2 separate regions of the Homo sapiens genome follow, and region 2 is linked to region 1. A link is a loop called in an ENCODE intact Hi-C map of the cell type or tissue named here. Cell type or tissue: B cell. All regions are shown on one strand.

What was found. Peaks named below come from ENCODE experiments on the same cell type or tissue, not always from the same donor. Only the 100,000 strongest peaks of a DNase experiment are listed, where the experiment ranks them.
Region 2: it touches region 1 in a loop (7-fold over the local background); 17 of 110 quality-filtered maps call a loop at or near these places.

What each region holds. Positions count from the first base shown.
Region 1 is chr19:52,596,669-52,604,668 of GRCh38, reverse strand. It overlaps LOC137778871 (a long non-coding RNA gene), which reads right to left and starts at 3,368. Exons shown (of 3, transcript NR_197425.1): 1 at 3,314-3,368. It also overlaps a transcript of ZNF701 not described here and the pseudogene ZNF137P. RefSeq lists enhancers at 2,409-2,488, 3,149-3,198, 2,810-3,316, 3,269-3,328 and a silencer at 3,449-3,508. In B cell, a CTCF peak has its summit at 3,498 (motif pointing right); a DNase peak (open chromatin) is centred at 3,428; H3K4me3 peaks cover 1,844 bases; H3K27ac peaks cover 1,094 bases.
Region 2 is chr19:52,532,533-52,540,532 of GRCh38, reverse strand. It overlaps ZNF808 (zinc finger protein 808), which reads right to left. Exons shown (of 5, transcript NM_001039886.4): 2 at 7,524-7,625. Among named protein-coding and RNA genes, the nearest start is that of ZNF808, 8.9 kb to the right of the region's middle. RefSeq lists enhancers at 4,013-4,142, 3,879-4,465, 4,273-4,502. In B cell, a CTCF peak has its summit at 4,755; a DNase peak (open chromatin) is centred at 4,582; H3K4me3 peaks cover 1,522 bases; H3K27ac peaks cover 976 bases.

The DNA.
Region 1 (8,000 bases):
AGGAGTTCGAGACCAGCCTGGCCAACATGGCACAACCCCGTCTCTACCAAAAATGCAGAAATTAGCCTAGTATGGTGGTGATGCATGCCTGTAGTTCCAGCTACTTGGGAGGCTGAGGCAGGAGAATCACTTGAACCCAGGTGGTGGAGGTCGTAGTGAGCTATTGTGCCACTGCACTCCAGTCTATGCAACAGAGTGAGACGCTGTCTCAAAATAAATAAATAAATAAATAAAATAAAATAAAATAAATAACAGAGACATAAGAGGGGGCAAAGAAAGATGTCCACTCAGAGATCTCAGGATTTAAACTTTTCTTTTCCCGCCGAATTCTCCCACTTGCAGAGAGATTTGAGGGTGGAGCTTCCACTCTGCCCATCTGAGCTCCTATTTGTGTTTACACCCATAATACATTCCTACCCATCTGTATTTTTTTTGTTATTTTCACTTCATTCTCCACAGTCCAGGGCTCCTTCCCTCACTCCAACATGGAGATAACAGGTCAGAAAGACTCCTGCTTATTAAAAAAAAAAAAAAAAAAAAAAAAAAAAAAAAAGGAAGATGACGTGCTGGAGCTTTTCTAGAGCCGCAGCCCTATGTTTTAGTAAGAAAGAAAACATTACAGATGGATCTAGCAAAATATTTCACAATTTCCTCCACTGACTGCCTCCTTCTGAATGCTTAGGGAGAATAGTCATATGTAATATGTGGACAACGAGCTCTCGTCCAAGAACTACTGAATCAAAAACACAGGAGTAGCAAACAGGGAAATGGATATCTTTTTGTTTTTTTTAGACGGAATTTCACTCTTGTTGCCCAAGGTGGAGTGCAATGGCGCGATCTCAACTCACCACAACCTCCGCCTCCCGGGTTCAAGTGACTTCTCTCACCTCAGCCTCTCGAGTAGTTGGGACTACAGTCATGCCCCACCACCCCTGGCTAATTTTGTGTTTTTAGTAGAAACAAGGTTTCTCCATGTTGGTAAGGCTGTTCTGGAACTCCCGACCTCTGGTGATCCGCCTGCCTCAGCCTCCCAAAGTGCTGGGATGACAGGCGTGAGCCATCGTGCCTGGCCAGAACTGGATTATCTTTAAAGTCACCCAGATGGTTTTGTTTTGCTTTTTGAAACAGAGTCTCGCACTGTCACCTGGGCTGGAGTGCAGTGGCAGGCTCTTGGCTCACTGCAACCTTCTGCTCCTGGGCTCAAGCGATTCTTTTTCCTCAGCCTTTCTAGTATCTGGGATTTCAGGTGAGTACCACCATGCTCGGCTAATTTTTGTATTTTTAGTAGAGACGGAGTTTCATCATGTTGGCCAGGCTGGTCTCAAACTCCTGACCTGAAGTGATCCACTAGCCTCACCCAAAGTGCTGGGATTACAGTCGTGAGCCTGGGCTACAGAGCCAGAGCCCATCCCAAATATTAATTAATTAAATTAAAAGTATTATGTAATAACACCAATTTTTTTTTTCCCACTTCACTGCTCCACTTCCTACCCAACTCTGGGAAAAGGCAAGAGAGTGACTCACAACTGAATAAGTCACTGCTGTTTGGCTGAATAGGGATTTCAGGTGGAAGCTAACCTCTGATGCTAAGATTTACAGGTACATGTCTCATAGACAGGAGTTTAAAAATTCTCAACCTCATCTGTATAATTTAAACAAGTTTTAAGTTATCAGATTATATACAAAGAAGTCAACGACTAATGATATCCAGTGAACTAACCTACTCATCTTTACCCAAAGTCCCCCGCTCCTTTTTTTCTTTTGAGACAGTGTCTCACTCTGTTGACCAGGCTGGAGTGCAGTGGCATGATCTCGGCTCACTGCAGCCTGGGCCTCCTGGGCTCAAGTTATCCTCCTACGTCAGCCTCCAGAGTAGCTAGGATTACAGCTGTGCACCATCACGCCCGGTTAATTTTTTTTTTTTTTTTTTTTTTTGGTCAGAGATGGGGAGGTCTCATTATGTTGCTCGAACTCCTGTACTCAAGCAATCCCCTTGTCTCAGTCTCCTATAGTGCTGGGATTAGAGACGTGAGCTACTGCGCCCAGCCCCTCTGTCTTCATTACTGTGCTTCCCTCGCTAAATCTGTACATATCTCTCATTCTCCCCTTCTCTCTCTAGCTCTTGTTTTCTTGTCTTTTTCCCTGGGCTTCCGTGCCTCATTTTTGCCCCTCTCCTCTTCTGCTGTTTATCCCCTTCTTCCCTCTATTACTTCTCTTCCACCTTTTCTGCTCCATCCTCGCTACTTATTTAACCTCTTATTGCTCCTTCTCCCACAATCTTTGGATTGTCCTCAACCTCCATAGATTCCGCCTCTTCTCCCATCTCTGCGCCTCCTCTGCTCTCCCTGTTACATTCTCTCTTCCCTGTTATACATCCCTGTCCACACTTTATGGCACTCTAGACCCACAGTAGTCCTCCCTGCTGTGCTTCTCCCTCTGTCCTTGCCACCAGCACCACTCTGCTCTGTCTGCCCTGGCTCCAAACCCCTCCTCCTCTCCCTCACTCTGATGAGCCTTCCTCTTTGCTGCCCCCTCTCTTCCTTGCTGTCCTTCATCTCTCTGTACATCTAGCTTTTCTCTACATTTCTCCAGTTGCTTTTCTCCTCCTGCTCTTTTCTTATCTCAGGTTTTCTACTGCTCTCTCTCACCTGATTCCTTTGGCCCATACAATTACAGGAGGGTTTGGAGTAAGACGTCTGCATCCCGGGGGAGCTCATTTTCCAGGGGCTGGAGCTGGGCAGGCAAGGACACCCCGTGTCACAGGACAGGCCCCGGACACCTTCCCAACGCGGGCTCAGGGGAAGCGGTGACGGCGGAGAGGAGACCTGGGGAGCAGCAGGGCCCGGCACGAGAAGGGAGGTGGGGGACGACGGCGCCTTAAGACAATGGTGGGGTCTGAAGGATCTCAGGACCAGGCAGAGGACGCAGCCTCCGCGGGACTGGGGGCACGGCGCTGCACTCGAGGGGCCGTCGAAGGCGAGGGTGGGAGGCGCCCAGGGCGGGAATCCACCTCACCTGTAAGGACTTTAAAAAGCGCGGGGCGGGAGGAGTTAGAAAAAGGTTTTGAGCAGGAAAACTACCCAATACAAAGTGTATACATTGCCCTATAGCAGCAAGACCAGAGACCGCACCAGCTTCAAGGCGATTTTAAACCCAAAAGGAAGTGAACCCCGGACTCTCAAAGGGAAGTCTCAATTTGCTCTGGGTGAAGACGGGCGAGAATTTCCAGGTCTGTGGGGACCCCACGTCCCAGGTACAGACGCGCCGGGGACCTGGGACGCACAGACTTAATATAAAACAGAGAGAAACTCACGCGCTGCCGTGGGACCTTCACTCCACGCTCTCCGCTTCCAGGTTCGCGCTGATCTGCTCGCGCAGGACAGAAGCCAGGCCTGGGCGGGGTCCAGGAGGAGGTGGGCGGGGCCTGGGCAGGCGGAAGCGGGGCGCGAGGCGGAGAGACTTTGCCCTTTAGAACCGGCAGAGGGCGGGGCCGGGGCGGGACAGAGTCAGTCTTGAGCCCAGCGCCTCCGTTTTTCGGGTTTTGGAAGGGAGACTGGCCGGGAAGGCTGAGGCATGAGTCAAAAGCCCTGGAATTGTCTGGAACGGGGATGCAAACTAGAATGTGAAATGCAAAGTCCTGCCTGGGCAGAACTACGATTTCATACTGAGGGCCCACAGGACAGAACAGAAATCCTCTCCCTTTCTATTCTCCATTCACTCGGGGTCGGGGAGGGCGGGTCGGCGGTGGGGGCAGAGTCCACCCTGTGCTCAGCTTCAGAGACTTCCCTAGGGCCACCGCCTGGGATGCGGGACGGAGTGCTCAGGCCAGGGAGGAGCGAAGTCACCACCTGCTGCTTAAACACAGCAGAGATGCGGGCACTGGGGAGGGAGCCTGAGGTCCCAGCTACTCAGGAAGCAGCAGCGGGAGGGTTGCTGAGCCTGGGGTTCCAGACCAGCCTGGGCGACAAAGTAACACCCCCTCCCGCAGGGCTCCCTTCCTCGTTCTCTAACTTTTTAAAATAAAATTTTGATTGTGTGATGTAGGGATCCAACATTATTCTTTTCCATGTGAATATCAAGTTAGTTGTCCCAGCACATTTGTGGAGGAGATCTATTACTTTCTTAATTTCCTTTTTTTTTTTTTAAGACAGAGTATTTCTCTGTCGTCCAGGCTGGAGTGCAGTGGCAAGGTCTCGGCTCAGTGCAGCCTGTACACCCTGTGTTGAAGTGATTCTCCTGCCTCACCCTCCGGAATAGCTGGCATTACAAGCGCGCCACCATGTCCGGCTAATTTTTGTATAATTGGTAGAGATGGGGTTTCACCATGTTGGCCAGGCTGGTCTCAAACTCCTGACTTGAAGTGATCTGCCTGCCTTGGCCTCCCAGAGTGCTGTGATTACAGGCGTGAGCCACCATGCCTGGCACAAGAAATACTCTTTACTTCACTATTTAAATGTTGAGACAATATATTTGAAAACAAAATGATCTTCCCCCAAATGAAAAATCATCTCCACGATAATAAAGAAATAAAAATCATTTTATTAATAAATAAGCCTTAGACCAGAATGTGATGGGAAATAGAGGAAAAGAGCTAAGAGTTTGAAATCAGATGCTTCAGTGTTCTATACAACCCATTAAGGACATGTTTTCAAGATAAACACTAATCAGTCCTCAGGGAAGAGGACACATAGTTGAACAGTCACACATAGTTCATCCTGACTCTACTTGGTAATGGAGGTGACCATCTGTGTCAGCTAACTAGCGTCATCCTGAGGGAGGGGGAGAAACCCTAACCCACAACTTTTGGCAAGTGTGAGTTTTACAACATGGCGACAGGGGCCCTCTCTGGTGAGGCTCCTACAATCCGACAGAAACTGATGTCAGCAGTAAATAATAAAATTTAGAATATATGATTAAGTACAGAATTTATTTGAAGGCAAAGCTTGGAAATAGCCACGTGGAAACATCAACTCTAAATGAATGGGATCAGCGTTCCCAAGTAGAGACGTTAAGATTTCACACACAGGGAAAGACAGAGAAGCTTTAGCAGAATCACCACGTTTTTTATTCTGGGCCAGTGCATAGGCTGCAGCAACTTGATTGATTACGGATAGATACACTTCAAGGAAGGTTACTTTATCACTACATAAGAAGGGACAATGATCCGAGGAGGTCTTATCTCTGGGGCTACTTAGTCTTCTTAATTACTTACAGGAAAACTCTTAGAAGTTGCACCTGCATTCCACTGGACTCAGGTTGCCTGACCACATTCCTCTCAAGGCTCAGAATTATCTCAAAGTCCATAGCCTTAAATTGAAGTTATTTGATGTTTGAATTATTTAATTTCCTACTGAGATAAAGGTACTGTTTCCCTTGTTGTTTGCCTTTCAAAGAGAGCTCCCAAGTCCTTCAAAAATACACCCCTGGGTCATTAAGCTGAAAAAAGGTTTAATTTCTAAAAAAAAAAAACAAAGTTAGCCGGGCATAGTGGTTCATACCTGTAATCCCAGCTACTCGGGAAGCTGAGGCAGGAGAATCGCTTGAACTCGGGAGACGGAGGTTGTGGTGAGGCGAGATCGTGGCTTGCACTCAAGCCTGGGTAACAAGAGAAAAACTCTGTCTAAAAAAAAAAACCTCAGAAGACAGAGAAAATGAATTTACAAATTTTCTAATTGAATGTTCTAAGAGACAAAAGGAAAGAAAAATCTCTTCCTTTACTTTTAAAGGAGGACTTATACCTCTCATTTATTTGCTTGTTTGAGACAGGGTCTAGCTTTTTCACCCAGGCTGGAGTGTGGTGGCAAGATCAGAGCTCACTGCAGCCTCCAACTTTCTGGCTCAAGTGATCCTCCCACCTCAGCACCCCAAGCAGCTGGGACCACAGGTGTGGACTAACACACCTGGCTGTTTTTTTTTATTTTTAGTAGAGATGAGGTCTTACTATGTTGCCTAGGCTGATTTCGAATTCCTGGGCTTAAGCGATCCTCCCTCCTTGGCCTCTCAAAGTGCTGGGATTACAGGTGTGAGCCACCGCTCCGGGCCCTGAGTTTATTTCCATGAAATATGAAATTATCCTCCACTCCTGGGAGTAATAGGCAGTTTTGCACGTCACCTTTCAGTTTCCATTATCCACTCAAACAACCCAGGACCTTGCTTAGTTTAATAATCCCTTCTAATTGCCAGTGCCCGCGGCAACCAGCGCGCCACTCCACCCCTTTACCGAGGTCCCTGCCCCTCTCCCCCACCCTGCCCCAGACAGAGGGGAGCTCGCCCCGCCTGCCGGATGCGTGACTCTACCTGCTCAAAAAAGGCGCTTTGCATTAAAACCATTTTCAACTTAAGAGGAAAAACGATTCAGCGTTCAGTACAGGTGGCCCAACACAATATGTTGTTTTACCTTCGATTGTTTGAAATATTAACTTAGGGGCCGGGCGCGGTGGCTCGCGCCTGTAATCCCAGCACTTTGGGAGGCCGAGGCGGGCGGATCACGAGGTCAGGAGATCGAGACCATCCTGGCTAACACAGTGAAACCCCGTCTCTACTGAAAATACAAAAAATTAGCCAGGCATGGTGGCGGGCGCCTGTAGTCCCAGCTACTCGGGAGGCTGAGGCAGGAGAATGGCATGAACCCGGGAGGCGGAGCTTGCAATGAGCCGAGATCGCGCCACTGCCCTCCAGCCTGGGCGACAGAGCAAGTCTCTAAAATGGACAGGAGGCATCCCTGTGATATTAGGGGTAATATCACGGCACATCAGAAACTATCCACCAATTAGTACCCGGAGAATCTAGTCCTGCAGGGCAAGAGGATGACAGCAGACGACACCTGGGGTCCAGCTGAGGAGAAAGCCAGGACCCGCCCCCTCGAGACCCTGCCCTTCAAAACACCACTTCCAGACCTTGCCCTCAAGATGACGATCACCCTCTGGCCCGGCCTCCAGGCAGCCTCCTCATTCTTGCCCCGCCCAGATTCTGTTCAAGGCCCTGCCCCTTCTAATCAGGTCCCACCCCAACGGCCACCTACACACTCTCATAGCCAGGTGTGGCTGTGATCTATCAGCCTTGGGCTCCCAAAGTGCTGGGATTACAGGCATGAGCCACCCCACCTGGCCCAATCTTCTTAACATAAACACTTTAATGTAAATTAATTCTTAAACTCAAGGTTAAGTCAACTCAATCTCAAGTCAATGCCTATTTGGCTCTAATGTCAATTAAAGCTTTATGATCTTCTATAGTCACTGTATTTGGAACAGTTATCTCAAAAATGAATTTTCTGATGTTCTGCATGGAGTGCCCACAGACTGAAGACCTTGCCACACTTAAGACATTTGTAAGATTTCTGTCCAGTATGGATTCTCTGATGTCTAATGAGGTGTGAACGTGAAGTCAAGACTTTGCCACAATCATCACACTTGTGAGGTTTCTCTCCTGTATGAATTCTCCTATGTTTTGCATAGGATGAAGCTTGACTGAAGACCTTGCCACAGTCATGATATTTGTAAGGTTTCTCTCCAGTATGAGTTCGCTGATAAACTGCAAGATATGATCGATGTCTGAAAATTTTACCACATTTATTACACTTGTAAGATCTGTCTTCATTATGGATTCTCCAGTGATTTGCAATGGTTGTAGCATTACTGAAGACTTTGTGACAATCATTACATTTGCAAAGTTTCCCTACACCATGGATTGCTTGATGATAAAAAAGTGACGACTTCCCACTTAAGGCTTTGCCCCACTCATTACACTTGTAAGGTTTCTCTCCAGTATAAACTCTCTGATGTTGTGCAAGGTTTGATTGTTGATTAGAAACCTTAGACAGTATGAAGTCTATGATGACATGCAAGGTGTGCTTTTCTACTAAAAACCTTGCCACATTCATTACATGTGTAAGGTTTCTTTCCAGTATGAATTGCCTTATGCATTACAAGGGCTGAATTTTGAGCAAAGGTCTTTCCATACTCGTGAAATGTGTAAGGTTCTCTCCAGTATGAACTCTCTGA
Region 2 (8,000 bases), 64 kb after region 1:
GATATCATTATCAAGTACACACTGAAACAACCTAACAACATATATCACATAGTAGAAAATGTTTTCGATATATGATAAAGACTAGAAAGCACACAGACCTCAATGTAAACTCAAAAAAATTTCATAGAGAAACAATTTTAAAATGGTTAAAAAATACAGATCTAATGAAATCTTGGGCCAAAGGAGAAATATTTGAAAATATATCATACTTTGAAAACAATGAGGACAGGCATAGTGACTCACGCCTATAATCCCAGCACTTTGGGAGGCCGGGGCAGGAAGACCACAATGTTAGGGGTTCGAGACCAGCCTGGCCAATATGGAGAAACTATGTCTCTACTAAAAATACAAACATTAGCAGGGCATAGTGGTGCACACCTGTAACTCCAGCTACTCAGGAGGCTGAGGCAGGAAAATCGCTTGACCCCAGGAGGCGGAGTTTGCAGTGAGACGAGGTCGTGCCACTAGACTCCAGAGTGGGTGACAGAGAGTCTCAATAAATAAATACATATATCTAAACATTAGCCGGACCTGGTGGGGTGTGTCTGTGGCCCCAGCTACTCCGGAGGCTGAGGTGGGAAAATCACTTGAGCCCAGGAGGTTGCCGCTGCACAGTGCTGTGATCCTGCCACTGCACTCCAGCCTGGGAAACAGTAAAAGTGTCTCAAAACAATAACAAAGGCCGGGCGCAGCGGCTCATACCTGTAATCCCAGCACCTTGGGAGGCTGAGGTGGGAGGATCACCTGAGGTCAGGAGTTCAAGACCAGCCTGACCAAGATGGAGAAACCCCATCTCCACTGAAAATACAAAATTAGCCGGCCATGGTGGTGTGTGCCTGTAATCATAACTACTCAGGAGGCTGAGGCAGGAGAATCACTTGAACCCCAGAGGCAAAGGTTGCAGTGAGCAAGATCGCACCATTGCACTTCACCCTGGGCAACAAGACCAAAACTCCGTCAAAAAAAAAAAAAAAAAAAAAAAAACCACCACAACAAAAATAAGTAAATTAAAACTAAAATTAAAAAATAAAAAACAATTACTGAGGCCAAGTGTGGTGGCTCACGCCTGTAATCATAGCACTTTGGGAGGCCAAGGCGGTGGATCACAAGGTCATGAGTGCAAGACAAGTCCCGCCTAGATGGTGAAAACTGTCTCTACTAAAAATACAAAAATCAGACAGGTGTGGCTGCAGGTGCCTATAATCCCAGCTGCTTGGGAGGCTGAGGCAGAGAATTCCTTGAACCCAGGAGGCAGAGGTTGCAGTGAGTCAAGACTGCTCCACTCCACTCCAGCCTGCGTGACACAGAGAGACTCCATCTCAAAAATTAAAAAAAAAAAAAAAAAAAATGAAATGAAGAGGAACTAGAAAAAAGGAAACCAATTACAAAAAGAGAACAAAAGCACTTTTAATACTCCTTTCATCACGTTCCATATAGTAACAGAGTCAGTCACTTCTTACCCTACTTCTCTCCCCCACTCCCGACCCCAGCCATGAAAAGGGAAGAGGGTGATCCACAACGAATGAGTCAAGTCACTGTCCTCTGGCTGAAGAGGGGTTGCAGAGGGAAGCTGCCTCTGACGCCATCATTATAAAATGAACCACACTTAGACACAGGAGTTTGGCAACTCTCATTCTCATCTGTATAATTTAAACTAATTTTAAATTTGTTACCTTATAAACAGAGAAAACAACATGTCATCACTTCATCATCACATCCAATCAACTCACCACTCATCTGCACCCAGGGTCCCTCTTCGTCTTCATTACTGCTTCCCTCCATCATTCTATGCATAGCCCTTTCTCACTTTCTCTCTCCATCTGTTTCTTTTCTGCATTTCCCCCTGGGCTTCTGCTCATTTTATGCCCCTCTCCTGTTTTGCTCCATTCTTTTTTGGTTTTTTTGAGACAGAGTTTCGCTCTTATTGCCCACGCTGAAGTACAATGGTGCGATCTCAGCTCACCACAACCTCTGCCTCCTGGGTTCAAGTGATTCTCCTGCCTCGGCCTCCTAATCCAAAATTAGCAGGGCATGGTGGCGCATGCCTGTAATCCCAGATACTCAGGGGGTAGTATCGCAGGAGAATCGCTTCAACTCTAAAGGCACAGAGAGTCATTAGCCAAGATTGTGCCATTGCACTCCAGCCTGGGCAACAGGAGTGAAACTCCACCTCAAAAAACTAATAATAATAATAATAATAATTAGTATGTAGGCCGGGCGCGGTGGCTCATCCCTGTAATCCCAGTACTTTGCAAGGCCAAGACGGGGGAACCTTTGAGCCCAGGATTTTGAGACCACCCCGGGAAACATACTGAAACCCTGTTTCTACAAAAAAACAAACAAAGAAAAAAAAAACTACTAGCTGGGCTTGGTGTCTCACACCAGTGGTCTCAGCTACTCAGGAGACTGAGGGAGGATCGCTTGAGCCTAAGAGGTCGAGGCTGCAGTTAGAGTAGATAACGCCATTGTACTCCAGCTGAGCGACAGAGCCAGACCCTATCTCAAAATATTAATTAATTAATTAAAAGTATTATGTAATAACAGCGATTTTTTTTTCCCACCACTTCCTACCCCACCATGGGAAAAGGGAAGAGTGACCCACAATTGAATGTCACTGCCCTCGGTCTGAATAGGGATTCCAAGTGGAAGCTAACCTCTGATACCAATATTTATAGAACATACATGGCTCACAGATAGGACATTTAAAATTCTCAAACTCATCTGTATAATTTAAACAAGTTATTAGATTTTATAGACAGAAGTCAACATGTCACAACTAATCATATCCAATGAACTCACACACTCATCTGTACCCAAAGTCCCCCACCCTTTTTTTTTTTTTTTTGAGACAGGGTCTTGCTCTTTTGACCAGGCTGGAGTACAGTGGCATGATCTCTGCTCACAGCAGCCTGGAGCTCCTGGGCTCAAGTGATCCTCCAGCCTCCGCCTACAGAGTAGCTGAAATTACAGCTGCACACTATCATGCCCCGTTAATTTTTTCTTTCTTTTTGAAAGAGATGGGGTGTCTATTTTGCCTAGGCTGGTCTTGAACTCCTGGACTCAAGCAATCCCTCTGCCTCAGTCTCCTAAAGTGCTGGGATTACAGGCATGAGCCACTGCACCTGGCCCCTCTTTCTTCATTACTGTGCTTCCCTCTCTAATTCTGTACATATCTCTCATTCTCCCCTTCTCTCTCTAGCTCTTGTTTTCTTTTCTTTTTCCCTGGGATTGTGCTCCTCATTTTGTACCCCTCTACTCTCCTGCTATTTATCCCCTTCTTCCCTCTATTACTCCTCTTCCACCTCTTCTGCTCCATCCTCACAACTTATTTAACCGCTTTTTTTTTGAGAAAGAGTTTCACTCTTGTTGCCCAGGCTGGAGTGCAATGGTGCGATCTCGGCTCACCGCAACCTCCGCCTCCCAAGTTCAAGCGATTCTCTGGCCTCAGCCTCCCTAATAGCTGACATTACAGGCATATGCAACCGCGCCCAGCTAGTTTTGTATTTTTAGCAGGGATGGGGTTTCTCCATGTTGGTCAGGCTGGTCTCGAACTCCGGATCTCAGGTGATCCGCCCGCCTAAGCTTCCCAAACTGCTGGGATTACAGGCATGAGCCAAAGCGCCCGGTCCTTATTTAACCTCTTGTTGCTCCTTCTCCCCAATCTTTTGATCGTCCTCAATCTCTACATATTACCGCCTCTTATCTCTGCGTCTCCTCTGCTCTCCCTGTTAAATTCTCTCTTCCCTGTTACGCCCCCCTGTCCCCACTCTCTAGCACCCCAGATCCCCCGGTGTCCTCCCTGCTGTGTTTCTCCCTCTGTTCTCATTGCCACCAGCACCACTCTGCGGGTTTGGGGTAAGACACCCGCATCGCGGAGAAGCGCATTTTCCGGAGGGTGGAGCTGGGCAGGCAAGAATACCCGGTGTCATAGGACAAGCCGCTGGGACCTGCCCTACGCTGGTTCAGGGGAAGCGGTGACTGCGAAGGGAAGAATTGGGGAGCAGCAGGGCCCACCACGAGGGGGGATGTAGGGGGCGACGGCGCCTTAAGACAAGGGTGGCACCTGCAGAATTCCAGGACCAGGCAGAAGACGCAGCCTCCCCAGGACTGGGGACACAGCGCTTCGCTCCAGGGGCCGAAGACGGAGAGGCTGGGAGGCGCCCAGGGCGGGAATCCACCTCGCGGGTCGGGGACTTTAAAAAGAACGGGGTGGGTGGAGTCAGCACAGGGTTTTGACCAGGAAAACTAAGCGACAGGAAGTGTATACACTGCCCTATAGCAGAAAGACCGGGGTTGGGACCAGCCTCCGGACGAGTTCAAACCCAAAAGCAAGCAACTTCCGGACTCTTACGGGGACATCTCAATTTGCTCTGGATGAAGGAAGACAGGCGAGAATTTCCAGGTCCGTGGGGACCCCACTTTCCAGGGACAGACGCGCCAGGGACCTGGGAAGCGCAAACTTAATACAAGGCAGAGCAAAACTCACGCGCCGCGGTACGACCTTCACTCCACGCGATCCGCCTCGGGGTTTGCGCGCCCAGGACTGAAGCCAGGCCTGGGCGGGGCCGGCGAACAGTTTGGCGGGGCCTGGGCGGGGTAGAGGCGGGGCGCGAGGCAGAGAGACCTTGCCCTTTAGAACCGACAGAGGGCGGGGCCGGGGCGGGACCTGTGCATCCCTCCGCCTCGCACCCAGCGCCTGTTTTTTTCGGTGTTTGGAGGTGAGAGCGGCCAGGAAGGCTGAAGCATGATTCAAAAGCCCTGGAATTGTCTGGAACGGGCATGCAAACTAAAATGTGAAATGCAAAGCCCTGCCGGGGCGGAATATACGATTTCATGCTGATGGCCCACAGAACATAACAGAAATCCTCCCCCTTTCTATTCTCCATTCATTCAGGAGGGAGGGTCCACCCTGTGCTCAGCTTCAGAGACTTCCCTAGGGCCTCCGCCTGGGATGCGGGACGGAGTGCTCAGGCCAGGGAGGAGTGAGGTCACCACCTGCTGCCTAAACACAGCAGGGATGCGGGCACGGGGCGGAAGCCTGAGGTCCCAGCTACTCAGGAAGCAGCGGCGGGAGAATCGCTGAACCTGGGGGTCCAGGCCAGCCTGGGTGACAAAGTAACACCCCCTCCCGCAGGGCTCCCTCCCTCGTCTCTCCCTCGCTCTTTTCCTTTTCTCTCTTTTTTTTTTTTTTTTTTTTTTTTTGAGACGGAGTCTCGCTCTGTCACCCAGGCTGGAGTGCAGTGGCACGATTTTGGCTCACTGCAAGCTCCGCCTCCCGGGTTCACGCAATTCTCCTGCCTCAGCCTTTGGAGTAACTGGGACTACAGGCGCCCACCACGACGCTCGGCTAATTTTTTGTATTTTTAGTAGAGATGGGGTTTCACCATGTTAGCCAGGATGGTCTTGATCTCCTGACCTTGTGATCCGCCCACCTCAGCCTCCCAAACTGCTAGGATTACAGATGTGATCCACCCCGCCCAGCCTTTTTTTTTTTAACCCGTTTTTAAATAAAATTTTTCATGGTGTGACATAGAGATCCAATATTATTCTTTTCCATGTAAATATCCAGTTAGTTGTCCCAGCACATTTGTGAAAGAGATCTATTACTTTCTCTTTTTTTACTTTTTTCTTTCCTTTTATTTTTGAGACAGAGTATTTCTCTGTGGCCCATGCTGGGGTGCAGTTGCGAGATCGTGGCTCACTGCAGCCTCTGCCTCCTGGGTTGAAGCTATTCTTCTGCCTCAGCCTTTCGAGTAGCTGGTATTACAAGCGCACACGACCATGCCCAGCTAACTTTCATATTTTTGGTAGAGACGGGGTTTCACCATGTTGGCCAGGCTGGTCTAGAACCCTGACTTCAAGTGATCCGCCAGCCTCGGCCTCCCAAAGTGCTGGGATTACACTCGTGAGTCACCATGCCTGGCCCAGGAAATATTCTTTACTTCACTTTTTAAATGTGAGAAAATATAATTGAAAAACAAAGAGTCTTCCCCCAAATGAGAAATCATCTCCACGACGATAATAGAGAAAGAAAGAAAAACTACTTCATTAATAAATAAGCTTTAGACCAGAATGTGATGGGAAATAGAGGCAAACAGCTAAGAGGTTGAAAAGAGAGAAAGAAACTTCAGTGTTCTATACAACCCATTAAGGACATGTTTTCAAGATAAACAGTAATCAGTCCTCAGGGAAGAGGACTTGAAAAGCCCTTGGTCACACATAGTTCATCCTGGCTCTACTTGGTAATGGAGGTGACCATCTCTGTCAGCTAACAAGCTTCATCCCGAGGGAGGGGGAGAAACCCTAACACTAAGCCTAATACAAAAATTAGCTGGGCATGGTGGCAGGCGCCTGTAATTTCTCTCTATTTTTAGTAGAGACAGGGTTTCACCACGCTAGCCAAGCTGGTTTTGAAATCCTGACCTCAAGTGATCCGGAAGCCTCGGCCTCCCAAAGTGTTGTGATTACAGGCTTGAGCCATGACAGTCAGCCAGGAAAACTCCTAGAAGTTGCACCTGCATTCCACTAGACTCTGGTTGCATGACCACATTCCTCTCAAGGCTCAGAATTATTTAAATGTCCATAGCTTTAAATTGGAATCATTTGATGTTTGAATTACTTAATTTCCTACTGAGACACAGGTACAATCTATCTTGTTGCTTGCCTTTTTTTTTTTTTTTTTTTTTTTTGGAGACGGAGTCTCACTTTGTCACCCAGGCTACAGTGCAGTGGCACAATCTTGGCTCACTGCAACCTCTGCCTCTCAGGTTCAAACAATTTTCCTGAGTAGCTGGGACTACAGGCATGTGCCACCATGCCCGGCTAATTTCTTCGTATTTTTAGTAGAGACAGGGTTTCAACATGTTTGTCAGGCGGTGTCGAACTCCTGACCTCGGGATTGACCCGCCTTGGCCTCCCAAAGTGCTGGGATTACAGGCGTGAGCCACTGCGCGTGGCTGTTGTTTGCCTTTCAAGGAGCTCCCAAGTTCTTCAGAAATACATCCCTGGGCCGGGCGCAGTGGCTCACACCTGTAATCCCAGTACTTTGGAAGGCCAAGGCTGGAGAATCATCTGATATCAGAAGTTCAAGACCAGCCTGGCCAACATGGTGAAACCCCGTCTCTACAAAACTATAAAAATTAGCCAGGCATTATAGCGGGTGCCTGTAGTCCCAGCTACTCTGGAAGTTGAAGCAGTAGAATCTCATGTACCTGGGAGATGGAAATTGCAGTGAGCCGAGATCGCACCATTTAACTCCAGCCTGGGCAACAAGAGCGAAACTGTGTCTCCGTTGGAAAGGAAAGAAAAGAAAACAACAGAAAAGGAAATAAAAGAAAATTAAACAAAAGAAAAGAAAGAAAACATACTACCTCAGAAAACAGAAAATGCACTTGCAAATTTTCTAATAAATGTCCTAAGAAAAGAGATGAAAGGAAAGAAAATCTCCTTCTTTAATTTCAAAGGAGGAATTATACCTCTCATTTATTGGCTTGTTTGTTTGAGATAGGGTGTAGCTCACTCACCCAGGCTGGAGTGTGGTGGCAAAAACAGGGCTCACTGCAGCCTTCAACTCCCTGGGTCAAGTGACCCTTCCACCTTTTTCATCAAGCATTTGGAAGAGATATCTACAAAATATAAACACCAATACGTTTCCAATTAAGTCCAGAAGGTAAAACATACTGAAATGTGTAAATATGACACAAAAAACAATACTTATTTTGAACTTCCCAAACATGATCTTCAAAGTTTAGGAACACAAAAGGAGTAAGATTCTTTAATAAATACTTAATAAATACTTTACGTGTACTTCAAATCATTTCTATGGAAGCCTATTTCCAATATGACAAAACGCTGACAGGGCACAAACATGTGTAAGCCTAAAGTAAGGAGTATTTTTCCACTGTGACCCTAAAATGTATCACAGTTTGCAAAAAACATATCACTGTCACATCAATGAAAAGTATAGATCCTTCATATTTACACAATATCTACTGTACACA